Regions from separate parts of the Homo sapiens genome. Here region 2 is linked to region 1. A link is an interaction called in ENCODE POLR2A ChIA-PET data of the cell type or tissue named here. Cell type or tissue: Panc1. All regions are shown on one strand. Links, peaks and the distances in the headings refer to the core of each region. The heading gives the core; the rest is flanking DNA.

Region 1 (11,328 bases), core at 1-8,000:
CCTCACGCGCACCCTCGAGGCCCCGCGCGCACCCCCGCGGACCCCTCCCCGGGCACTGCCCCGCGCACCTCCGCGGCCGCCCTTGGCTGCGCCGCTGTCGCAGAGGAAGGCGGCCGCCAGTAGCAGAGCCCAGCACGTTGCGGGTGCCCAGTTCATCTTCGTGGGGCTAAACCTGCGGGAAGAGAGGGAAAGGGCCCTTAGTTTCCATGGAGATCGGGTGCCCAGGGGCGGAGGGCTCAAGGCTGGAGAGCAGAGGGACCCCCATCTTTTGTGGGATCAGGGTGCCCCCAGCATCTTGGAGGCCCACTGAGGCCTGGGGGGGCGCGGTTTAACCTCTAGCATCAGGGACTTAGGCCTGGGGGAGGCGCTGGGAAGTGGCAGGTGGGGCAGGAGGGTTCTGCACCTGAAGGTTGTGCACCTGGATTGGGGGTGTAGAAGCGGGGCAGGAGCGTTCAGGCCTCTGGGGGCGTCCAGGCCCGGGCGGGGGAGCAAGCCTGGGGGAGGGAGCTCTGCACGCGTTGCTGGGATGTGGGGGGCGGGGGGAGGCGGCATGGGGGGAGGGGCGTTGTGTTTGGAGGACGCGGTAGCCGGGACCAAGAGCTGGCTCAGATCAGGGTCTGGAACGGGGACGGGCCGTGCCTGGGCCTGGTCCCCACCTTTGGGGCCAAAGCCTGGGTGCGGGCCTTGCGGATGCTGCGGAGGACAAGCGGCTGCTGACATCGTGCGGACTCCGCCCCAGCAGACCCGTGCCCCAGGGGCAGTCCCTCCCGCGCGCGCCCGGCGCTCAATGCCGTCCCCGGCCGCCTAGTTCAGCAGCTGGCTGGGGGCGGGACGGGGTCGAGTTGCGGGGCCGCGTCCAGACACGGCTGTGCGGGCGACAGCTGCATCCCCTCCCCGCGCCGCCCCTCGCTCCCGGCCCCGTACCCGCCCCAGCCTCCCGGCCTTACCCGCCACGGGCCTCGGTTGGAACCGCGCGCTGGAGTATCCGTCCCTGAGGCCGCGGCCGAGCGGGAAGGAGCGGGCGGGCGGCGGCGCGGACCCTCAGCCGGAGCGCGGAGCCGCGGCGCCTGGGTTTTGCGCGAGGCCTCCGCCCTGGGATTGGGGCGGGCAGTCGCGGAGGCGCATCCCTGGTGAGCCGGTGGGAGGGGAAAAGGATGTCGCGTCCCCCATCCTTGCGGCCTCCCGTCCTCCGTCACCAGCCCCCTCCGTCTCCTGCATCACAAGGCCCCGTCCCCGCGGTCCCCCGCGACCCCCGCACCCGGCCCCGCTCCACCCGCCGTGCTTCCTGCCCCTCCACACCCTCGTCCCCACCCGGGCCCATCCCCCTGTGAGCCCTGGTGCCCTGGGATGAGGGCCGAGGTCCTGAGCGGAGAGGGTGCTTGTACCAGCCCCATGGTGGCTCGAGCCCACCCCGCGGCCCCTCCCGTGGCAGGTGCGGTTTCTCCACCGGTTGTCAGCTGCGGGGCCGGGCGGAGACCTCCTCAACCTCCGGCCTTGTTTCAGGGAGGATGGGGTCGACCCTTGCGATCCCCAGAGGCCCCCCATGGCTCCTCCTGGGCTGGCTGTCTTCCTCCTGTGGGTTCTGATGCCACCTGGGCCGACGGCGTCTTCTCAGCCCAGGGCGGCCGCGCCTCCGGTGAGTTTCAGCTGAGGGCGCACGGCCAGCTCCGAGCCTGGCTCCGGGTGCAGCACCGGCCTGGGACCTCTGCTGTCCCGCGTAGGGGTGCCCTGCAAATATGTGATGAATAAGTGAAGAAATACGTTCTATCTTCTAACTTGCCGGATGTTAGAAGGAAACCAAGCTTATGCTTCTCATTTATAGCTACCGTTAAGGATTGGACAGAAGCTTAGCTTTTTGGGTGAGACGGACAACAGTGTTTTTAGAACCTTTGGCAAGGAAGAGCTGGAAAGAACATGTATTTGAAAGTGACTGACAGGTCTTCTGGCCCTAGGGGGCCACCTGAGCAGGTGCACCCAGCTTCCCTCCAAGACAGAAAATAAATTAAGAAGGAGAGCAGGAAGGGCCCCGGCAGACTCCAGACGGGAGGGGGTGCTGCCCATCAGGCAGAAGGAGCTTGGAAGGGAGGGGCCGTGGCCATGGGACGTGGAGGTGGGAGCGGGGGTCATCATAGGTCTGCACACTCGGGTTGAGTCCCCCTTCCCCATCACACACAGGACAGCCAGCAGTGAGCTGCTTACCCCAAGGAGTCAAGGGGGTTCTTGGGCAACCCCTGGTGCTGGAGCCGGCAGTGGACAGCACCGCAGCCAGACCTTGCTTATTTTTGGCTCATGAGGAACATCTGTGACCGTTCCCTCCCCTGGCCCTGGGAGGGGATGTGTGACCTCCACTCAAGACAGCCATGCGGCTCCTCCGGCTGCGGGCGGGGAGGGCATGTTTCCCAGCACAGGCCCAGGACTGCCAGCTGAGAGGCTGGGAGGGGCCCCTCACCCCTAGACTTTGCATGTGAAGCCAAGCGTGGAGCCTCACAGGGAATCTGAGATGGGAGCCAGTGAGATGGGGGCAGGACCCAGAGGGGAGAAGAGGTCCTGGGGATGCTGTGGATCTGGATCCAGCGTGCGGGAGCTGAGGTTCCGGAGTGAAACACTGCCTTTCATGGAAGCACGTCTTCCTGTCACCCATCGGCTTCATTTTAAAGGATGAAAATGTATCAGACATTCAAGGAGAGCTGCATCACATAAAAGAAAGACCAGGCAAAGAAACGGAAAATAAATGGATTGAGAAATGTGAATGACTCCAATCATTCCAATCATTGGAATGAATGGATTGGATAAAACTCCAATCCATAGACTCAGATTAGGGAGATATATTTATATAATAAGAACAGGAAACTGTGAAGATGAAATAAGACAAAAAAGACACTTTTGAGATTAAAAAATTACTGCAAAAAAAAAAAACCAACAGAAGGATGGAATTGTATATTTAAGGAAATGTTTCTGGCAAAAAGGCAGCAAATATGAAAGAAAAGGGGATAGACCCAGGGGATCCATTTTGGGCTCTAACATCTAACAGTTGTTCCAAGGCCGAGAACACAGAATGGGAAAAGGAAGGGGGAGGCGGTGCTCCAGCTGATTTTATGATTCCAGAAGCCTTCTATCTTAAGATGTATAGGATGTATCTTAGGGTGTATAAGAGAAGCGCAAGAGAAACATTTAGGCTGTTTTATGTTTGAGTAGAGACATGAAAGTTTTAAATAAAGCAGCAGCACAATGAGTCCAGCGGCACATCAGAAAGCAAATCACCATGATCAGGTCAGGTTCAGGGTGGTTTTATGTCATGATATATGTCAGTGTGCTTTACCTATTAGTGGACCAAAGGCAAAAAATACGGTTTTCTACAGAGAAAGACAAAGCATTTGATTTCAATCAACATTCGTTTGTGGTGAAACATGTTGAGAAAACTCATCATAGAAGTGAAATGTTTTCTTTGATAAAGGCTAATCTCAGAAGACATACGTAGTGGAGAGCTTTTAAATGTATTTTTAAAAATACGAACCAATGAGAAGATTGCCTACTTTCACCGCTTCTGTTTAACACAGCATTGGCAGAGCTGCCACCAAGAAGAACACAGCACGTTGAAGGCACGGTGGCTCCTGAAGCTGCAGCCCTGAGACCTGATTGTACCATGGAAGGTGGGGTGGCTCCTGCAGCTGTAGCCCTGAGACCTGATTCCACCACAAGTGCTGCAGCTGGCAGAGGCCACAGGACATAGGCATAGCTGGTGAAACCTGCAACTGAGGGTGTCGGGGGCTCCTGGGAGAGCCTCCGTCCCCCCTAAGGAGAGGGGCTGCGTAGAACCTGTGTGCTATTGTCCTTTCCCCCTTTTTCCTGCTGGGAGTGGGACTTGGTGCCAAGGGTGGCTCCTGCCATCGGAAGACCCCAGGATGCTGGGTCAGCGGCTAGGCGGGTGGAGGGTGGGGTTGTCCCCGGCACACAGCGGTGCTGCTCTGCCACTCTGCACTGCTGGGTGTCTCACATCTCATCCCTGTATTAAGCAGGTACTCCCTAGACTTGCAGCCAGATGTATACCTTAGATTTAAAAGATGGTAGAATTTCTCTACCAGAACAAAAAATAGCTTTAAAAAATATAAGATAAAAAGCCATTCATAGTCTGGCACGATGGCTCATGCCTGTAATCCTAGCACTTTGGGAGGCCGAGTCGGGCAGATCACCTGAGGCCAGGAGTTCGAGACCAGACTGGTCAAAATGGTGAAACCCCGTCTCTACTAAAATTACAAAAATTAGCTAGTCATGGTGGTACATGCCTGTAATCCTAGCTACACGGGAGGCTGAGGCACGAGAATCACTTGAACCCAGGAGGTGGAGGTTGCAGTGAGCTGAGATTGCGCCACTGCACTCCAGCCTGGGTGACAGAGCAAGACTCCTCCTCCAAAAAAAAAAAAAAAAAAAAAGCCATTCACCACAGTCCGCAATGTAAAAGACCTCTATGAAGAACATCCTAAAGTTATTAAAGAATATAAAAGAAAATCTGCATAAATGGAGGATGCACAGGATATTGTGAAGGTGACAGTTCACCACAAATTGATCCATAAATTTAATGAAATTACAATAAAAATCTTTACATAATTTTTAAAAGACTCTGTTATGAGCTGAACCGTGTCTCCCTCAAATTCATGCATTGAAGTCCCAACCCCTAATACTGTGGGGGTGGGTGCATTTGGAAATAGGACCTTAAAGAGGTGACTAAGGTTAAATGAGGTGAGGTGAGCTTGATGTCGTTAACAAGAGCAACTCAGGACCCAGACACCCACTGTGGGATGGCCCTGTGAAGACATAGGGAGAAGATGGTGTCTACAAGCCAAGAAGAGAGGCTGCAGAAGAAACCAACCCTGCCAAACTGTGAGAAAACAAATTTCTGTTGTTTAAGCCACCCTGTCTGTGGCACTTTGTTATGGTAGTAACAAAATAGCACAGAGCCCAAAAGTTTCTAAAGTCTATATGGAAAAATAAAGGCCTAAAATAACTATTAATAAAATAATTTTGAAAAAGAAGATCAAAGAAGAGTAACTCACCATGTCATATTAAGACATAAAAAGCCATAGTAATAAAACAACCCAGTCTTGGCAAGGATTAGACAGAGACCAACACAAGAGAACAAGGATACCATTAAGAAACTCATGTAGGAGCCTGTCCACGTCTACAGGAATAAAACAAGATTGAGAATTTTAGTAGAGAATGGGAAACTAAAAGGACAAAAAGGAAAGTCTAGAATCAAAAAATACATTTTAAAACACAGAAGATTAGACATGGCTAGAGAGAGAATTAGTAACCTGAAAGATCAGAAAATATCCAGAAAAAAAAAAGCATGCAGAATAGGATGTTAGGAGGCAGAGGGTACACTATAGAAAGGCCTGACATGCCATGTAATATTAGAACCAATGGAAGAAGAGAATGAGGTAGATGTAATATTTAAGGAAATAATCACCAATAAGTTCCAAAAACTGATGAAAGAAATTAAATCATGAATTCTAGAGGCATTACAAACTCCAAGTGCAATAAATCAAAAAAAAAAAAAAAAAAAAAAAAAAAAAAAAGGCATACCTAGGTAAGACAGCTGTAAACCAAACAACTTCCAGAAGCGGGAAACTCAAATTACCTGCAAAAGAGTAAAAGTAAGACTGGCAGCTGACTTCTCAACAGAAAGAGGCAGTGGGTGACAAAGCAGAAATGCAGTTTGTCAAGTCCCTGTCCCAGCGTCACAGAGCTGACTGTGAAGGGTGGTTAGAAGCTAAGAGGCAGCAGATTAATAATTGGCATGGATAAAAAATAGATACCATGCAAATACTAACTAAAAGGAAGCCAGTGTAGCTGTATTAATGCCAGACAAAGTAGACTTTATACTTAAAGGTTGAGGTAAAAGCACTACTAGGGACAAAGAGTAATGCCTCTTAGTGATGAAAGGTAAATTTACCAAGATGATAAAACATTTCTAAATCTGTATGCACTTCATGACATAACCTCACAATATACAAAACAAAAATAGTAAGAAAGGAGATTTAGAGTGAAAACTCATTGACATAAATTTAAAACACAAATACCACGCATCTGTTGAGTACCTCTCTCTCCAAGGACACATGCTGAATGCATCACACTGGGTGGCTGTGATGAGGGAGGTGGGATTGGGGCATGGAAAAACTGAAATCAAGTGAGAGATACCTCCCCACAACCAGGTGCCGCAGCCCAATAGGAAGAGACGTGCTCGGTCAACTTAGTTTCTGCCCTCAAGCACCAGAGAGAAAAGGCAGAGAAAACAGGTAAGGGCATGTTGTCTATTCATTAGACCCATGGAGTTTTCAATAAAAGGACACAAAATGACATTCCTGTTTCTGAGGAAAGGGGACACCTGTGTGTTTGGTGGTGCTGCCTGGATGTGCCAGAGCCCTTTGCTCACCTGGCCTCAGGCTCTGCTCTGAGAAGCTGGGACCTCATGGCAAGGAGACCATCCCTCTGGGCCTGCAGGACTGGGCAGAGTGGCTGGCCTCCATAGCAGCTGTTCATCCGAGAGGGTCAGGGGAGAGGCCGTGAGAGGGGGCTTCTTGTGAGCTCCAGGCCCAGCTTCTCCTGGGCTGGAGGCTCCTAGCTGCTGTGGCAAGGAGCTGTCCTGGCAGTGCTGAGGCCCAGGTCTGGCATCTCTGCCCCTCCACTGCTCAAGGAGATGCTTGCCTGTGGCCACTCTGTGCTCTTGGCAACTCTGGGTGATATGGGCGAGGGCAGGACTTGCTGACTGCCCTGGTGGGAGAGGGCTGTGGCTGCCTTGGGTGGTCACCAGTGTCTGTGAGCACAGAGAAGGAGGAAGAGGGATTGGGCAGCTCTCCCTCCTGCAGCTCTAAAGGGGAAGGGCCTGGAGGAGTTTGGCCAGGGCCTCCCTGATGTTGCAGTTCCCAGGCAGTAGATGATGGGTTTGAGCAGAGGGATCCCAACCAAGTAGACCCCTGACACCAGCTTGATGAGGTTAGAGGAGCCGCCACCCCAGGTGGGAGGCATAGGTGGGGAAGGCCTTTAGCTGCTGGGCCTTTCTGGAATCCTCAGCGATCTGGCCAGGATGTGGGTGTAGGAGACCGTGGTTGCCTGCAGGGAAGCCGCAAGGATCACCTGGGCTGCCTGAGTCCGCATTTCTATGGTAGTGGTGCTGGAGCAAGAGAGCCCTAGCGGGGGTGGGATATCACAGAAGTGGTTGAGGACATCGGGGCTGCGGAGCCTCAGGCTGGAGTTGAGAGCCGTGGACACAAAGGAGGCTGGGAAGCTGCTGAGCTGGGCGCTGATGGCCAGGTGCAGGCAGAGCCAGCTGCATGGAGTCCATGATGGGCTGGGTAGTGCAGCAGGTGGCAGATGACCGGGTGCCAGTCACAGTCCATGTTGGCCGGGAGGATGCACTCAGAGGAGCTGAGTGAGAGGAAGAGGAGCAGCCAGGTGAGGTGCCCCGAGAAGGAGATAGATGGTCGTCGCTCGTGCTGGGAGTCCGGCCAACAGCTTTGGGACGGTGACCGAGGTGTACAGGGTCTCCAGCACCGAGAGTTTGGCCAGGAAGAGGTGTGTGGATATGTGCAGGTGGTGGCTGGCTCTGATGGTCCCCACGACAGCCAGGTCCTCTAGGATGGTCACCACATAGATGATGAGGAGTGACCAAATAGCAGCCCTTGAAGATGGCGCAGCTCTGGGAAGCTCAGAAAGACAAACTCTGTCACCACAGTATTGCTGGAATTGTATGTGGCCCTCCTGGTCAGGCAGCTCTGGGAAGCCCAGAAAGACAAACTCTGTCACCACAGTATTGCTGGAATTGTACGTGGCCCTCCTGGTCAGGCAGCTCTGGGAAGCCCAGAAAGACAAACTCTGTCACCACAGTATTGCTGGAATTGTACGTGGCCCTCCTGGTCAGGCAGCTCTGGGAAGCCCAGAAAGACAAACTCTGTCACCACAGTATTGCTGGAATTGTACGTGGCCCTCCTGGTCAGGCAGCTCTGGGAAGCTCAGAAAGACAAACTCTGTCACCACAGTATTGCTGGAATTGTACGTGGCCCTCCTGGTCAGGCAGCTCTGGGAAGCCCAGAAAGACAAACTCTGTCACCACAGTATTGCTGGAATTGTACGTGGCCCTCCTGGTCAGGCAGCTCTGGGAAGCTCAGAAAGACAAACTCTGTCACCACAGTATTGCTGGAATTGTACGTGGCCCTCCTGGTCAGGCAGCTCTGGGAAGCTCAGAAAGACAAACTCTGTCACCACAGTATTGCTGGAATTGTACGTGGCCCTCCTGGTCAGGCAGCTCTGGGAAGCTCAGAAAGACAAACTCTGTCACCACAGTATTGCTGGAATTGTACGTGGCCCTCCTGGTCAGGCAGCTCTGGGAAGCTCAGAAAGACAAACTCTGTCACCACAGTATTGCTGGAATTGTACGTGGCCCTCCTGGTCAGGCAAGTCACTTCTCAGCACTCCAGAACAGTGGGGAGACTAGGCTGTGGTGTGTGATGGGGTCACAGCCCTGCTCCACTGGTGAGAGCTAGGTAAGAGCACTGTAAGCCCTCCTGGGATCTTAGGGCAGGGGCTCAGGCTCACAGACTGTCCCACCATGCACCTTTGGGACCTGCTGCAATACTTATCTGTCATCCCCACCTCTCAGCCCAACATGCCCACTTACCCAGAGCTAACGCCTGGCCAAGGGGCCTTGGGACCTGTACACACTCATATGATCAGGTATACCCCCTCTTACACTTATACGCCCTGAGGTGCATAATCTTCCCTGCCCCAACACACAGGTACGTGGCCAGGTGCACACATATACACTCAGTGCACGTCCCTCCCCAGCTGCACACACACCCTGGTGCACACACATGCACCCAAGTGCACACCCCCAGATGTACACACAGCGCAAGGGAAGACCCATTCTGCCTGGCGTGCCTTCTCGGGGCTGTGTGCCTTGGGGCCCTTCCTGGACCTCAACCCTGCTGGCCCCCAGGGGCCAGGGGCACCCTGTACGGGTGAACAAAGCTTCCAGGGGTTTTGCAGAGGGGAGGGAGGCTCCTCCCCACCTTTTAGGTCCTGACATCTTTATCTTGTACTTTCTGAGCCAGCAAAGGGGCGGACGAGGGAAGGGCGGGAGCTGTCCACTCAGAGCCTCCAATGGGTCTGTGTGGCGTGGGGTTCTGGTTCCTGGACTTGCCTGCAGTTGGGTGTCTGAGGGCAGGATGGGGGTTGGAGGGTGAGCTGGGACAGTGGTGGGAGAAGGAGCTCCGCAGGCCTGTGCAGCAGCTCCTCTGGGAGGTCCCCGCCCCTCTCGGGGGATGTAAGCCCCAGACCCCTACCTCGCACTCTGCCTCTGGGTCTGTCTGCGCCTGGGCAGCGGCCGGGTCCCCGTGGACAAGTGGAATTCCTGGGTGACCCTTGACCCAGCCTTCTACCACCCCTCCCTCACCGGCGCTCGGGGGTCTGAGCTGGCGGCTGCTCCAGGCCCACCTGGTGAGGCGACTTCAGAGACCCCTACCCATGGCGGGGGCGAGGACGGAGTGCTGGGGGGCGCCACTGGCCAGCCTCAGGAGATGCATGGGCCCCGCCCTGGGTGCAGCGTGGGCGGCTGCGGGGAGGGGCTGGGCCGACGAAGGCTCAGCGCTGAGGACCCTCTGCAGCGCCCCCGTCCACCCCGCCCCAGTCCCACAGCACCCCGGGCGACGTGGACCAGCCAGCGAGGCACCTTGGGGCTCAGGGCTGGGGCCCTGGGTGCATCCGCGCAGCCTCCCCCAGGTCTTCGCGTGGAGACCAAGGTCACGGCGGGCCCCGCCTCCCTCGCAGGTGCGTCTCCCCCGGCCCCGCCTCTACCTGCCTCCGCTGGTGTTTCTTATTCGGTTCCTTTGTGACCTTGCCCTCCCCACCCCCTATCTGCTCCCCATCCTGGAAGTCTCTCATTGCAAATTTTCACTCCGATGGGACTGCCAGAGCGATTTGTAAAGTGCTCTGCAGGCCCATGGAGGGACCCGCTGAGCTGGGAGGCCTCCCCACGCTCTGCTCAGCCGCAAATAGAGCTTTCCATGCAAACTTCCCTCCCGGTGCCCTCACCCCGGGGACACCAACCTGGGACAGGTCGCAGACTCGAGGCCCTTCCCTTGAGGGTGGGGGCTGCTGAATGCTACCCAGTAGGCTGCCTTTGGAACACCCATTTCATTTATTTTTCGATGCATGGCATTTATTCATCTATTTATAAAATAATACAAAGAGCACATGAACCTCCCCTCAGCACAGGACATAGACAATTACTAACCCCTGAGCGTATCTCCTCCCCTCTCCCACCCTCAGAGACCATTCGTTGGGATTCTCTGGCTGCTTTCTTGAAAGCACGTTGATGACCCGAAACACGGGGCTTTGTTGGATTCAAGCTTCATAACCCAGAGCCCCGGGCTGTGCGCTGTCCTCTAGGTCTTGCTCTTTCATGTCAAGACTCTCCCTCTTCTCAGCAGCTGCACTCCACTCAGTCGGACACCTGTGTAATATTCCATGGTGTGACTACACCGCAAGTCATAACACATTCTTTGTTCACGGACACTTGGAACGATCCCCAGTCCTCTGTTCTTGCGAATGGCACTGGATGACATTCCTGTGCCTGGTTCCTGGTTGTCATGTGTGAATATTTCTCTTGTAATCCACCCGTAAGAATGGGAATGCTGAGGTCAAACTTTACTCAAAACCTCCTAAGAAAATACCAGATTCTTTTCCCAGTGTGGCTGTACTGCTCCACAGCTACTATGGCTCTCCCACCCTCTCCAGCAGGTGGTCTCGTGGAATTCTCAGTCTTGGCCACTTTAATGGGTGAGAAGCAGCGTCTCATTGTGTTGGTGACTCGTATTTTCCTGCTTGTCCCACAGATTTGGTATCAATGTGTGTTTCTGCTTCTGTGTGTCTTTTGTACATTTCTCCCAACGGGGTCATCTTTTAGTTATTGATTTGTAGGAATTCTTTAGCCCTTTCTAAATTTCTCTGTGGAGGCACAGTTTACACAGTAATGCGCTTAGTGTTGAGGTGATGGGTTTTGATAAATGTGTGTGTGTGCCTGGAACCCAGACGCATCAGGATGCCAACTTCCGTCACCCCACAGACATCCTGCATACCCTTTCCCACTTTATCCCTGACTCTCAACCTTGAGGCAACCACTGCTGAGATTCTTTCCTTCATAGGTTTTGTTCATTCTAGAATGTAATATAAGTGGAACACACAACGTCCTCTCTTTCGTCTCCAGTTTCTGCTCAGCACAGTGTTTTTGAGGCATATCCAGGGTTTGTTTGTTCCATTATTAGATAGTTTCCAGAT
Region 2 (15,920 bases), core at 3,593-11,592, 83 kb before region 1:
CGCGGCTAGAGGCGGGGCCTCGACTCTGGTCCCGCACCCTCTACCCCCACCCACCGCCCCGGCTAGGGAGCCGCGCATGCGCCCCTCAGACCCTGCTCGGGCCTCACCACACACCTCATACACACACCTGATGCACACACACCTGACACATCCCCAGAAACCACACCTCGAACACCAGACACATCCAAACACACACCTCACACACATCCCAGACACACACCTCACACAAACACCCCCCACACACACACCTCACAAACACCCCAAACACCTGACACACACACACCCCAGAATCACACATCTCGAACACCAGACACATCCAAACACACCCCAGACACACACACCCCAGACACACACCCAACACACACCCGACACACACACCACACACACCTCACACACACCCCAGACACACACACACCTGACACACCCGACACACCCCCAGAATCACACACCTCAAACACCACATTCAAACACACACCTCACACACACCCGACACACACCTGACACACACGTGACACACACACCTGACACACCCCCAGAAACATACACCTGACACACACCTCACACACACCCAACAACACATATACCTGATACACACCCCAGGCACACATTTGACACACACACCCCACACACCTGACACACATACCCCAGAAACACCTCAAACAACAGATACATCCAAACACACACCTCACACACACCTGACACACACACCCTAGTAATACACACATCAAATACCAGACATCCAAACACACATCTCACACACACCTCAGACACACACACAGCTGACACACACCTGACAGCCCCCAGAAACACACATTTCAAACACCAGACACATCCAGACACACACCTCACACACACCCCAGACACACACACACCTGAGACACACCCCACACACCTAACCCGCACCCCACACACCTGACCCACACCCCAGAAACACACATCTGACACACACCCCAGACACACACACCTGACACTCTCCCCAGAAACACCTCAAACACCAAATACATCTAAACACACAATTCACACACACCCCAGATATACCTCACACACACACCCCAGACATACCTCACACACACACACCTGACACCCCAGAAACACACCTCACACACCAGACACACCCACACATCTCACATACACGACACGCACCTGACACCCACCCCAGAAACACACATCTCACACACCAGACACCCAAACACACCTCACACACACCCCTGACACACACCCCACACCTGACACACACACCTGACCCACACCCCAGAAACACACACCTTAAACAGCAGAAACACCCAAACACACCCCCCCACACACCTGACACACCTGATGCCCATCTGACACATACCCCAGAAACACACCAGACACACCCAAACACACTCACCTCAAACACATCCCTGACACACACACACCACACACCTGACATACACACACCTGACCCACACCCCAGACACACACCTGACACACACCCCAGAAATACACACCTCACACACCAGACACACCCAAACACACACCTCACACACGCCACACACCCCTCAGACAGACGCCTCACACACCAGCCATACACACATCACATACACCTCTCACACACACCCCCAACACACACCTCACACACACCTCACACACGCTCTTGACCCATACAGTTCACACACCAGACACACCCAAACACACACACCTCACACACCCAAGACACACCCACACACGCCCCAACACACACCTGACACCAGTCACCCAGGAAACACGCTTCACACACACCACACACCCAGACACACACCGCAAACACCACACAACGACACATACACCCAAACACCCCAGACACACATACCTCACATCAGACACCACATACCCAACACACCTCACATATACCCTAGACACACCAGAAACACACACCTACCAAACACACACACACCAGACACACCCCCTGCAGACCTGACACACCCACACCTGACACACACCTCACACACCAAAACACCCTAGACACACATCCCAAACACTGGACACACACCTCACACACACACACTAGACACACCCCCATACACACCTTACAGACACACCAGACACACGCCACACACACCTCACACCACACACCTGACACATACATGATACACACCCGACACACAGACACACCCTGGACTCATACCCCGGATGCGCACCACACACCCCCCCCAGACACACCTCACAAATGCACCCCACATACTGCTTACACACCAGACACACCTGACATGCACACCCCAAACACCTCACACATCCCAGACACACACAACTCACACACATGCCTGACACATACACCAGATACACACCCCAGACACACACATCCCATGCACACCTCACACATGCATCAGACACACACAACCCAGATACACACCTCACAAACGCACCACACACCCCCAGATCTACACACCTGACACAACCCTCACACACCTAACACACACCCTCACACACCTAACACACACACCTCACACAAACACTCCACATACCTCAGGCACACACACCCCAGACACACACATGCTCGAAACACGCACCTCCCATGCACATACACCCTCACACACCTCACGCACACACCAGCCACACATGCCTGACATATACTCGACACACACATCCCTTACACACTCCAGACACACACGCCTGACATACAACTCACACACACTTCACACATGCACACCTGACACATGTATCCCTGACCTGCACACACACCCTTCACACATACACCCTAGACACACCCTGGATCCACCCACTCTTGACACACACCCTAGACACTGACAACCCCACACACAAACCCTTGACACACACCCCAGACACCTCCAAACACCCCTCACACATATATCCCAGATGCACACACACCCCTACACACCTCAGGCACACACACTCCTGACACATGCACCCCATGCACCCTCCCACACAGGTGGCACACATTCCTCACACACACCTGACACACACCTGACTCAGACACACCTGTCACCCCAGCAGACACCTGACACACTCAAAACACCTCTCACACCTGACACACATCACGCAAACATTTCACTTACCTCACACACCTGACAGCCCTCACGCACACCTCACACACACCTGACATACACATGTGACACACACACATCTCACACATACACACCCTCACGCACACGCACACACGCTCGCCGCCTCACTGTGCAGGGGCAGGTGCCCTGGCCAGCTCAACCCTGGCTGCTCCTTGGTCTGGGGCCCCCCCCAGAGTCTCCAGGTGGACCTTGGGTGGATGCTCAGACTCCCCCGTCCCCTCCGCCTTTGTGCTGGGTCAGACCCAGCTGGGTTTGGCTCTCACTCACCCTGAGGATGGCCCTGGCGCCCGCATGGTGCCCAGCACACAGAAGGCGCTCCATAGGCATTTGCCTGAGTGCGGCTCCCAGCTGTGGGTGGTCAGCAATGACAGGAGCATGCGTTGGTGATGCCTTCGTTTTCATTGCTAAACCGTAACCCATTGTTCCCGCTGTTAACTCATGGACATGCCGCGTTTCATCCACGCTGAACGGTAACCCGTTGTTACTACTGTCTTTTTGTTTTGTTTTGTTTTGTTTTTTTGAGACGGAGTCTCGGTCTGTCGCCCAGGCTGGAGGGCAGTGGCGCAATCTTGGCTCACTGCAAGCCCTGCCTCCCGGGTTCGAGCCATTCTCCTGCCTCAGCCTCCCGAGTAGCTGGGACTACAGGCGCCCGCCACCAAGCCCGGCTAAATTATTTTTTGTATTTTTAGTAGAGACGGGGTTTCACCATGTTAGCCAGGATGGTCTCGATCTCCTGACCTCGTGATCCGCCTGCCTCGGCCTCCCAAAGTGCTGAGATTACAGGCGTGAGCCACTGCGCCCGACCTGTTTTGTTTTAGTTTAGTTTTGTTTTTTTAAGAGGAGTTTTGCTCTTGTTGCCCAGGCTGGAGGGCAATGGAACGTTCTCGGCTCACCGCAACCTCTGCCTCCGGGGTTCAAGCGATTCTCCTGCCTGAGCCTCCTGAGTAGCTGAGATTATAGGCGTGTGCCACCACGCCTAGCTAATTTTTGTATTTTTAGTAGAGACAGGGTTTCACCATATTGGCCAGGCTGGTCTCAAACTCCTGACCTCAGGTGATCCGCCTGCCTTGGCCTCCCAAAGTGCTGTGATTACAGGCGTGAGCCACCACGCCCGGCCATTATTGCTGTTAACCCATGGATTCTCCAGGTTTCATCCATTCATCCGTATGAACTGTTTCCAGTTTGTCAGCTGTTTATAATGTTGTGGTGAACATTCTTATCACAACCTTGGTGGACGTGTGCTTTTCTTTCTCTTGGGTAGTTACTGAAGAGTGGAATTGCCAAATTTGATGGAAAGTTGACATTTAACTTTGAAAGAAAATGCTAAAATGTGTTTTTCCAAAGTGGCCGTACCATGTGACATTCCCACCAGCAGTATAGGAGGGTTCCAGTTTCTCCACATCCTCACCACCTCTTGATTTTTTTTTTTTTTTGAGACAGTCTCCCTCTGGCCAGGCTGGAGTACAGTGGCACGATCTTGGCTCATTGCAACCTCCACCTCCCGGGTTCAAACGATTCTCCTGCCTCAGGCACCCAAGTAGCTGGGACTATAGGCTCATGCCACCACGCCTGGCTAATTTTTGTATTTTTAGTAAAGATGGGGTTTCACCATGTTGGCCAGGATGGTCTCAACCCGCCTCGGCCTCCTAAAGTGCTGGGATGACAGGCGTGAGCCACCGTGCCCAGCAACCAACTCTTGATCCTTGATTTTGTCTTTTTTATACTAGCCATCTGTCTTAGCTGAGGCTGCCATAACAAATTGCCAGAGACTGGGCAGCTTCAACAATGGAAATTCATGTTCTCACAGCGATGGAGGCTGACGTCTGAGACGGAGCTGTCGGCAGGGTTGGAGCTGTTGGCAGGGTTGGCTCCTCCTGAGGCTGCTCCCTGGGTTTGTGGGTGGCCACACCTCCCCGTGTCCTTACATGGTCTTCCCTTTGGCGTATCTGTGTGTTCTCATCTCTTCTTATAAGGACACCAGTCCTGTTGAATTAGGGTCCACCCTAATAACCTTGCTTTACCTTACTTACATCTTTAAAAACCCATCTCCAAATATCGTCATATTCTGAGGGGTTAGGACATCAATGTATGAATTTAGAGGGGACACAGCCCATAACACCGTCCTATAGGAGTGTAGCTGTGGCTTGAGTCCACGTCGCCCTAGTGACAAGTGGTGCTGAACATCTTCTCAGGGTGGAGTCACCATTTGTAAATCATCTATGGTGAAATGTCTGTGCAAATGTTTTGAATATTTTTCAGTTGGGTTGTTTGTCTTTTTATTGTTGAGTTGTAAGAGTTCTTTTTATATTCTGGGTATAAGTCCTTTTCTTTCTTTTTTTTAGTTTTATTATTATTTTTTTGAGATGGAGTCTCACTCTGTCAACCAGGCTGGAGTGCAGTGGTGCAGTCTCATCTCACTGCAACCTCCGCCTCCCGGGTTCAAGCGATTCTCCTGCCTCAGCCTCCCTAGTAGCTGGGACTATAGGCGCCTGCCACCACACCCAGCCAATTTTTGTATTCTTAGTAGAAACGGGGTTTCGCTATTTTGGCCAGGGTGGTCTCGAACTCCTGACCGCGAGTGATCCTCCCGCCTCGGCTTCCCAAAGCGCTGGAATTACAGGCGTGAGCCACTGCACCTGGCCCTTTATTTTTAATTTTTAAAAAGTTTTAATTATTATGGGTACATAATAGGTATATATATCCATGGGGTACACGGATGCCATATGTAATGATCAAACCAGGATAATTGGGGTATCCATAACCCCAAGATTGTATCATTTCTTTGTGCTAACATTCTAATTCCACTCTTTTTTGTTAATTTAAAATATACAACAGGCTAGTCACAGTGGCTCATGCCTGTGGTCCCAGCACTTTGGGAGGCCTGAGTGGGAGGATTGCTTGAGCCCAGGAGTTCGAGACGAGCCTGGGGACCTCGTCTCATTTTACTAAAGACTAGATGTTTTAGATAATATATTGCAAACATTTTGAGTTCTGATATTTTCTCCCAAGGGTTGTTGTTGCTGTTTTGTTGAAATCTGTGGACTTTGTTTCCCCTGTAGCACGTGGCCTGGTGTCTCCGCCCAGTTTTTTAAGCCTATCTTCCTTGAGTCACACTGGGTTGTGTGGTTGGAGGCTGTGCTCAGGCCGCGGGACCCACTCTGCTGGTGCCTCAAGGGTGGGCTGGGGGCCACGCTCTGTGTGGATGCAGTTTTTAAGGTGCCCGACCTTTACTTCCCACCGGCTGTCTCCCGTCTCCTGAGTGTGAATGCACAGACTTGTGTTGGGCCAGAGGAATGGGGAGGTCAGCTGGGACTGTGTGGGAACCTGGGGAGGCTCCCTGTGCCTTTCTCATTCCAGACCTGATCACCCCATTCAAGTTCGGGCTGGCCTGCCAATCACTGCTCATAATCCCCTTGGGGACCCCAGTTCCCTGAGCCACTGGCCTTCTGCTGCCTCCCCCGTGGAGCCACTCGGCCACTGAGGGGTGGGTGGGAGTGTAGCTGCCCAACAGGCTCATTCTGCTTGCTGCCCAGAGAGAGCCGATTTATCAGGGCAGAGAGAAACTGCAACACGGAAAGTTTAATTCACGCGGAGCCGGCTGAACGGGAGGCTGGAGCTTTATCACTACTCAAATTTTAAAGGATAATTTGGTGGGTAGGGGTTGGGAAGCAGGGAGTGCTGATCGGTTGGGTTGCAGATGAAATCACAGGGAGTCGAATCTGTCCTCTTGTGCTGAGTCACTTCCTGAGTGGGGGCCACAAGACCAGGTGAGCCAGTTCATGGATCTGGGTGGCACCAGCTGTTCCACCAAGTTCAGAGTCCGAAAAATGTCTCGAGCACCAATCTTAGGATTTACAATAGTGATGTTTTCCCTAAGAATAATTGGGGAGGCTTAGAATCTTGTGGCCTCCAGCTGCCTGACTCCTTTTTTTTTTTTTTTTTTTTTTTTTGAGACGGAGTCTCGCTCTGTCACCCAGGCTGGAGTGCAATGGCGTGATCTCTGCTCACTGCAAGCTCCGCCTCCCAGGTTCAGGCCATTCTCCTGCCTCAGCCTCCCGAATAGCTGGGACTACAGGCGCCTGCAACCACGTCCGGCTAATTTTTTGTATTTTTAGTAGAGACGGGGTTTCACCATGTTAGCCAGGATGGTCTTGATCTCCTGACCTCGTGATCCGCCTGCCTCGGCCTCCCAAAGTGCTGGGATTACAGGCGTGAGCCACCGCGCCCGGTCCTGCCTGACACCTAAAACATAATTTCTTTTTTATTTTTCATGAAAGCCACTGACTTTCTTGATCTAAAAAACTTTACAAGGACAGTGACTGTTCTGCCAAAAAAGGAGCCAAATAGTATCAAATGGACTGAAAGTGAGGGTGGAGGTGAGGGACGGGGCCAGGAATCCATTCAGGAAAGCTGGTAACTGTCACCAGGGAAAGTGAAAAAGGAAGGGGGAGACATGCAAGAGTGAGAGTCCAAAAAAGTTGAAATGGTTAGGGGAGAAAACTCCCAAAAGACCCAGAGTGCGTCAGACGTGAGTATGACAATAGCAATCTTCTCCTTTGTAGAGGACAGGGGAGGAGTCCCGACTCGGCTACAAACTCTGGGTGAGGGCTGGGGATTGAGAGCTTCCTGGAGAGCATCACAAGAAGGCATCGCATGCTCTCGAAGGCATCCGAAGTCCCGGGACTGCTTGGTGTTGGCACCACGAGTCCTTTGGCCATTCCCGGAACAGGTCTTCATCTTTCCTCAGCACCAGAAACTGGCCAAGGACAACATAGGCCTTGTCAAAGCCCCTTTCCTCCAGCTTCTTGCCCAGGACTTCACCAATCCTGGCCAGGCTCCCCACTAGCTTTTCCCCCATGGGCTCTGCCCTGAAGTCTCGGTGCTTTTGGGAGGTTGGCATCTTGATCAGGCTTAATCGGCAACTTCAGTTCCCGTAACGGTTCCTCCCGCCACCCGGCCGCTCCGGCCGATACCTCAAGCCACTAGAAGTTTCCTAAACCATAATTTCTAATCTTGTGACTAATTTGTTAGTTTTACAAAGGCAGTCTGGTCCCCAGGCAAGAAGGGGGTTTGTTCAGGAAGGGGCTGTTTTCATCTTTGTTTCAACATTAAACTATAAACTAAGATCCTCCCAAAGTTGGTGTGACCTACACCCAGGAATGAACAAGGACAGGTTGGAGGTTAGAAGCAAGGTGGAGTCGGTTAGGTCAGATTCACTATCAGGTTTTCGCAAAGGTGGTTTCAGGAGCAGCCCCAGGCAAGAAGGCCAGAGGAACATCTGTTCTCACCCAAGCCCAGCGGCTTCTTCGGGTGACCCCTCCTCAATAGCTCAGACGCTGTGGGTCACGTTGGAAATTCCTGAGTTGGCCTTTCTTGAGGGCCCTCACTCCACCCCCTTGGAAGCACGGCCTCCAATTGTGTCTGAACATGCAGCTTCGGGAGAACCATACCCTGCAGGCCGGCGGTCTCAGAGCCCCCAACAGTAGCTGCCCGCTGGGGGTTGTCGAGGAAAAGAGTGAAACCCTGTAAAATACTTGGAGAGTGATTCTGAGCCAAATATGAGTGACGGAAGGCCCATGATGCCGTCCCAGGAGATCCTGAGAACATGTGTGGCCCGAGAGGGTTGGGGTGCAGCTGGTTTGATACATGTTCGGGACACGAGACATCACTCAGTACGTGGGAGATGTACATGGGTTTGGTCCAGAAAGGCGGCGGGTGTCCAGGTCATTGGTGGATTCAGTAATTTTCCAATTGACAATTGGTCAAAAGAGTTAAGTTATTATCTAAAGACCTAGAATCAATAGAAGGGAAAGTCAGGGTTAAGATAAGGTGTTGTGGAGACCAAGTATATGCAGATAGAATCAATAAAAGGGACTATTTCTTGTCAGAGTCTGTTCTATTAGTCTTAAGGTCTCTGTTTTAATGTTAATGCTGGTCAGTTTTGCCTGAATTCCAAAAGGAGGCGGGTACAATGAGGCCTGTCTGACCCCCACTTCCCATTATGGCCTGAACTAGTTTTCAGGTTAACCGTGGAATGCCCTGGGCTTAGGGAGGGTCCATCAGTCGGGTGGGGTCAGGCGGAGATTGGAATTGTGTTTTTGTTTTACAGGGTGTGCCAGGGACGGCTAAAGAAGGTGGTCAGGGCCGGGCGCAGTGGCTCATGCCTGTAATCCCAGCACTTTGGGAGCCCGAGGCAGGCGGATCACTTAGGTCAGGAGTTCGAGACCAGCCTGGGCAACATGGCGAAACCTCGTTTCTATTAAATATACAAAAATTAGCTGGGCGTGTTGGTGCACACCTGTAGTCCCATCTACTCAGGAGGCTGAGGCGGGAGAATCACTGGAACCCAGGAGGCGGAGGTTGCAGTGAGCTGAGATCGCGCCACTGCACTCCAGCCTGGGTGACAGAGTGAGACTGTCTCAAAAAAAATAAAATAAAAAAGGCAATGAGGGCACTGGGCCCCGTGGAGCGGGCCCTGGCCACACAGCGTGCAAGACTCCTCAGGCTGGTGTGCCCAGTAAGGAAGGACAGGAGGGAGCGCCTGGAAGGGGTGGGGAAGGTGGTGGCGTTGGGGGTGAGGGTTCCACGGTGGTGGAGCTGAGCTGGTCCCGCCCTGCCGCAGGTGGTGGGCAGGGGCAGGTGTGACAGGCAGGTGGGCTGGGGCTGGATGGGGGATTTGTCACGCCCACCTGAGGAAGGAAGTGCTTCAGCTGAGCTGGGGACAGCTGCCCACGACACCCTTCCAAGTTGCCTTGGTTGTGAGCACGGTTCAGCCTTCATGACAAGCAGGTTTTTTTTTTTTGGTGTTGTTTTGTTTTGTTTTGTTTTTTGACTGAGTTTCGCTCTTTGTTGCCCAGGCTGGACTGCAGTGGCGCAATCTCGGCTCACTGCAACCTCCGCCTCCCAGGTTCAAGCAATTCTCCTGCCTCAGCCTCCTGAGTAGCTGGAATGACAGGAGCCCACCACCACGCCCACTTAATTTTTTTTATTTTTAGTAGAGACGGAGTTTCACTATGTTGGCCAGGCTGGTCTCAATCCCCTGACTTCAGGCAATCCACCTGCCTCAGCCTCCCAAAGTGCTGGGATTACAGGTGTGAGCCACCGCGCCCGGTCAACAAGCATGTTTTTAAAGGCAAATTTCTTCCTCAGTCGTGTGGCAGGCCCTGAGCAGGCAGCTGGGTGTCCCCGCTCAGATCCAGGCCCGAGTGGGCTGGGCGGCTGCAGAGCCAGTCACCTGAGCTACCCAGGGTGGGATCCCTGGCCCCGACCTCTGTCCTGACACGCCCCAAGCGGCAGCAACAAAGCCCCAATTGGCCTGGGCCTGGGCAGGAGGAGCTGGGCCGGGTGCCAGATACTGGGATCAGCCACTGCAGCTCCCTGAGCACTCTCTACAGAGACGCGGACCCCAGACATGAGGAGGTAATGCCACCATCCCTGAGCCCCAATCCCCACCCCACCCAAACCTGGAGGCCTGGCCCTTAGCCAGAGGGGGCCCAGCTGTGCTGCGCTCCAGGGGGCCTGGTTCAGGGGAGTGTGCGGGTGGGAGGGAGAAGGAGGGGCCCTCTGAGGGTCTGGGGTCTGCCACCAGGCTCTACCTCCTCTGTGGCCCCGAGTGCACTTGCCTCTTGGTTCCCCTGGCCTGGTGGAGAATCACCCAGGGACCCCCACCCGGAACAAGGAAAGGGGAGGTGCCAGGCTGAAACCAGCAGGCCTGTGACTGCCCAAAAGGAAGGGGGCTGGGGGAGGGGAGGGGCTGGGGCGCAGGAGCCAGGGGCTGCCCTGAGGTGGTGTCACCCTGGGAGCTGTGATCTGGAGCTCAGGGAAGCACCCGGGCTCCCGCTGGACCCTGGAATCAGAGGCTGCCTTCCTTCTGTGGGGGTGTCTGTCTTCCCCCTCCTTGTGTGGGGGACCCCTCTCCCCGCTCCTGTGGAGGTGCCCTCCTCCTCTTCCCCCTCCTCTAAGCCAGGGCCCTCCCTGCCCCTCCTCTCCTGGTGTTTCTCCCTTGTAGAGAGGTGGCTTCTGGGTAGCTTGGGGACCCTTTGGTGCCCAGAGCCGTTTGCCTGGAGAGGGGACCCACGGGGATCCCACAGCCAGGCTGCTTGGCAGTCACCACCGACCACCTTTCTAGGGGCTACCGTGACCCGAATCCCAGGCCCCCAGGCTGTGTGTCATGGGAGGTGGGCACCAGGGGTGGCCCAGGCAGCACGGCAGTGGGATTGGGGTCCAGTGCCCAGACAAGAGCCCCTGCCCAGCATCAGAACCAGCTGGGGGTCCTGAGGAGAAGCAGGGCCCCCGAACCAGACCAGACCAGGTCCCGGCCCCGGGCTGTCCGGGGCATCCCCCCTGCCCTTTGACCTCTCACCATGGCTGAGTCACCCAGAGAACGGGCAAAGGTCCCTGTGGAGCTGCAATCCAGGCCTGCAGGGTGTCCCAGACACTGATTCTTCTGCCTCAGCAGGAGTAGCTGCGATTACAGGTGTGTGCCACCACCCCCAGCTAAGTTTTGTTTTTTTTTTTTTGAGACAGAGTGTCTCGCTCTGTCGCCCAGGCTGGAGGGACTGCAGTGGCGCCATCTTGGCTCATTGAAACCTCCACCTCCCAGGTTCAAGTGATTCTCCTGCCTCAGCCTCCCAAGTAGCTGGGATTACAGGCACCTGCCACCACGCCTGGCTAATTTTTTTTTTTTTTTTTTTGTATTTTTAGTAGAGACAAGTTTTCACCATATTGGCCAGGCTGGTTTCGAATGCCTAACCTCAAGTGATCTGTTGCCTCAGCCTCCCAAAGTGCTGGGATTACAGGCGTGAGTCACCGTGCCCAGGCAGTTTCATATTTTTAGTAGAGACGGAGTTTTGCCATGTTGGCCAGGCTGGTCTCAAACTCCTGACCTCAGGTGATCTGCCCACCTCAGCCTCCCAAAGTGCTGGGATTATGGGTGTGAACCACTGCGCCTGCCCCAGACACCCTTGACTGCAGCCCTGCTGAGCCCTGTACAGACCCAGAGCCCCGCCCCACCCCAAGACCACCCCACCCTGACAGACGCAAGCCTCCCCCGCAGGGCCCTGAAGAGACAAGTCTGCACCACATCACACACGCACGCACACACAGACACACTCCCAAACCCTCACACTCTACACACCACACACGCATGCACACAGCACACACCCACCCCCAAACCCTTACGCTCCACCCCACACACAACATACATACACATCCAACACATACATGCACACACAGCACACACACACACCCAAGCCCACACACTCCACACCACACACAACATACACACACATCCACCACACACAAACACACATAACATACACACACAGCACACGCACCCCCGAACTCACACACTCCGCACCACACACAACATACACATGCACCACACACTGAAGCACACAGTGCACACACACCCGAACACGACACCACCCACAGCATACATGCACACCCACCATGCACATGGTCCACACCCACAAAACACACATGCACAGACAACATATGCACACCCCCCACCACATACACAAACACACACATCCCGTGTCCGAACTGACCTGACACCCTGCCTGCCTGCCTAATAGTGCTGCCATTCACCCCTGAGCCCCCCAGCCGTGGCCCCGCAGCTCTGGGACACAGCAGGTGCCCTGCCTGCAGCAGCGTGCAGCCTCAGGGCTCTGTGGGCGTGGGGCTGTGGGCCCTCGCTGCTCCATACCCACCCATACCCACACCCATGTGCAAGTGTGTTCATGTGTGTCCCCACGTGGAGGGCGGCACAGAGGCATGGCAGAACCTCTGGAGTTTCCAAGCCAACCACCAGTGCCTGCCACAGTGGGGTCTGCCCAGACTGTGAGGAGCAGAGTCTGGGGCTGGGGCTGTGGGCTCTGGCCTGAGGGGGGCTGGAGGCAGGTGGGCCTGGGGCTTCTCCCTGTTCTGTGCCTGCGTGTCTTGGCCCATGTGAGCACAGTCCAGTAAAACTACCTGCGCTCCCAAGGAGGAACCCAGCCCAGGCCTCCCAGCTGCCCATCAGGGTGCTGCCTGGAGTTCAGGGCGTCCCCTTCCCCTACCTCACACTTCCCTCTCTGGCCCCCCCTCAGGCTCCTCCTGGTCACCAGCCTGGTGGTTGTGCTGCTGTGGGAGGCAGGTGCAGTCCCAGCACCCAAGGTAGGTGTGAGCCCCTCCCATCTGGGCAGCAACTCCAGTTGTCACCTTCTGCCCCTACAGCAGGGGATGTGGACAAAGGGCCCCTCTTCTGGCTTCAAACCCCAAGCTGGCTTAGGGGAGAGAGGCATGGGTACGCTCATGACTCTTGATGCCTGTGCAGGCATGAGGAGGGGGCAGGCTTCCCTTCCCTGGGGTCAGATGGACAGGCCTCAAGACACCCAGGTGGTCCTAGGTGGATGATGTGGGTCCAGATGAGCCCACATGACCCCAGGTGGACGAGGTGGGTCCAGATGAGCCCCCGTGACCCCAGGTGGAGGAGGTGGGCCCGGATGACACCCACGTGGTCCCAAGTGGAACAGGTGATCCCAGATGAACCCATGTGACCCAGGTGGAGGAGGGCCCGGATGACACCCCTTGATACTCACCTGGGCCTTGAAGGCCAGAGGTGACTCCATGTGCTAGTGGCTCAGCTGCACTGTCTGTGCTGACAGTGGTGTCCTCAGCCGGGACTATGCCTGGGGACGGGCCCTGTTCCCTGGCCCATGTCAAGGCCACACAGTCTTGCACACCTGGGATGGATCGGGAGGAAGGAGGCCCACGCCTTCCTTGACTGGAGACGCAGGAGCATGGGCACAGCCCCCCCACGGTGCTGGTCCTCCCCTGGAGCCACTGGTCCTCCCCTGGGGTCACCTGCTTTGCTCTCCTGTCTGTCCTTTGCCCCACTGAGGATGGCTGGGCTCAGAGCAGCTGACAACTAAGGTTGGCTGGGCTCAGAGCAGCTGACAACTAAGGTTAGCTGGGCTCAGAGCGGCTGACCGCGTTCTCTCGGCACCAGCCAGGAAGGGGTGGTGCAGACACAGACCCAACCAGTCACTGCAGAAAACAGCCAGTGCATTGACGGCCAGGGTTGGGAGTGCTAGGTCAGGGATACGGTGCCAGGTTACATCCCAGTCCTGTGCTGCCCCAGACCCGGCCAGAATTCCAGGCCAGCTGGTCATCTGGGCACAGGCCGGCAACCTCAATCCCGGCTTGCAATCCCAACACCCGAGAGTGGCTTGCCCACTAGAGACGCTCGAGCTGTGCTGAGCTGGCCCTGCCCCCACCCCCTGCAGCCACCTCCACCCCATGCAGCCCCAGGTGGGCCTCGGAGCAACCTCTCCCCAGGTGTCCTCCACCCGCGTGGACTGTGGCCCAGCCCACACCTGTGACTCTCCCCCAGGTCCCTATCAAGATGCAAGTCAAACACTGGCCCTCAGAGCAGGACCCAGAGAAGTAAGTCCCCCCAACCCCACCTCCCCACCACCCATTCCCTGAAGCTACAGCCCGTTCTGCTGGGCCCTTCCTGAACCTGGAGAGCACGGGGCAGATGCAGAGAGGAGCCCTGTCCAGCAGCTTTTGGAAGGAGGGGGCACTCCAGCCTCATGGGCATCTGTCAACAGCGCCCCATGCAGGGAGAAGAGAGCACAGCCGGAGGGCTTGGGGCTCCACGGTGTCTCCCTACTCAGCTTCCCCACAGCCTCCAGGGCAGCTTGTGCTCCACGGCTGGTGGCTGTAGCTGGGGCGGCTCAGTCTTGGATCCTGAGGTTCCCCACATCCTTGCCCTTGGGACACTGCTCAACCAAGGCTCTGACCACTGCTCCCCACGCAGCCACCCAGGGACGTGGTGTGGAAGCCTGGCCGGGAGCACTGGGGGCCACTCATCACTGGCTCTTGAGAGAGAGGCTTGTCCTGGGGCTGCTGGTGGTGGGGCTGGAGTGGCTGCCCTGGGATGGTGGGCACCCTCCTGCGGGGGGTTCTGTCCACCTCCCCCACCTGCATGTGGACCTGACCAAACTGTGCCAGCAGGGCCTGGGGCGCCCGTGTGGTGGAGCCTCCGGAGAAGGACGACCAGCTGGTGGTGCTGTTCCCTGTCCAGAAGCCGAAACTCTTGACCACCGAGGAGAAGCCACGAGGTCAGGGCAGGGGCCCCATCCTTCCAGGTGGGCACAAGGTCACAGCAGCAGAGTCCGCTCGTGGGGTTGACTTGGACAGACCAAGGGTCTCGGGAAAGAAACTGAGACTATACCTTCATGTGCTTGTCCCTAGGCACCAAGGCCTGGATGGAGACCGAGGACACCCTGGGCCATGTCCTGAGTCCCGAGCCCGACCATGACAGCCTGTACCACCCTCCGCCTGAGGAGGACCAGGGCGAGGAGAGGCCCCGGTTGTGGGTGATGCCAAATCACCAGGTGCTCCTGGGACCGGAGGAAGACCAAGACCACATCTACCACCCCCAGTAGGGCTCCAGGGGCCATCACTGCCCCCGCCCTGTCCCAAGGCCCAGGCTGTTGGGACTGGGACCCTCCCTACCCTGCCCCAGCTAGACAAATAAACCCCAGCAGGCCGGGCGCGGTGGCTCACCTCTGTAATCCCAGCACTTTTAGAGGCCGAGGCAGGCGGATCACCTGAAATCAGGAGTTCCAGACCAGCCTGGGCAACATGGTGAAACCCCGTCTCTACTAAAAATACAAAAATTAGCCGGGTATGGTGCCGGGTGCCTGTAATCCCAGCTACTTGAGAGGCTGAGGCAGGAGAATCGCTTGAATCTGGGAGGCGGAGGTTGCATTGAGCTGAGATCGTGCCATTGCACTCCAGGCTGGGCGACAGAGCAAGACTCCATCTCAATCGATCAATCAATCAATCAATCAACCCCTGCAAACAGGTGGGAGGCCACATGCCCCAGAAGACCGATGACCGGGG

What was found. ChIA-PET counts read pairs that join two places held together with the same protein. Peaks named below come from ENCODE experiments on the same cell type or tissue, not always from the same donor. Only the 100,000 strongest peaks of a DNase experiment are listed, where the experiment ranks them.
Region 2: POLR2A ChIA-PET joins it to region 1 with 11 read pairs; 4 of 35 experiments call an interaction of 5 or more read pairs at or near these places.

Annotation. Positions count from the first base shown.
Region 1 is chr10:133,423,526-133,434,853 of GRCh38, forward strand. SPRN (shadow of prion protein) reads right to left here and starts at 1,100. Exons shown (of 2, transcript NM_001391974.1): 1 at 948-1,100; 2 at 1-172. The coding sequence starts at 156. LOC124902564 (a long non-coding RNA gene) reads left to right here and starts at 1,045. Exons shown (of 2, transcript XR_007062397.1): 1 at 1,045-1,636; 2 at 6,210-6,356. It also overlaps the pseudogene OR6L2P. RefSeq lists enhancers at 1-97, 916-1,423. In Panc1, for the core only: no CTCF peak of the experiment used is centred there; no DNase peak of the experiment used is centred there; H3K4me3 peaks cover 243 bases.
Region 2 is chr10:133,336,981-133,352,900 of GRCh38, forward strand. It overlaps ZNF511-PRAP1 (ZNF511-PRAP1 readthrough), which reads left to right. Exons shown (of 9, transcript NM_001396060.1): 6 at 13,115-13,181; 7 at 14,401-14,453; 8 at 15,027-15,160; 9 at 15,267-15,703. The coding sequence ends at 15,460. It overlaps PRAP1 (proline rich acidic protein 1), which reads left to right and starts at 10,393. Exons shown (of 5, transcript NM_145202.5): 1 at 10,393-10,445; 2 at 13,115-13,181; 3 at 14,401-14,453; 4 at 15,027-15,160; 5 at 15,267-15,703. The coding sequence starts at 10,438. The coding sequence ends at 15,460. It also overlaps the pseudogene BANF1P2 and a transcript of FUOM not described here. RefSeq lists enhancers at 9,759-10,418, 10,419-11,078, 11,079-11,738. In Panc1, for the core only: no CTCF peak of the experiment used is centred there; no DNase peak of the experiment used is centred there.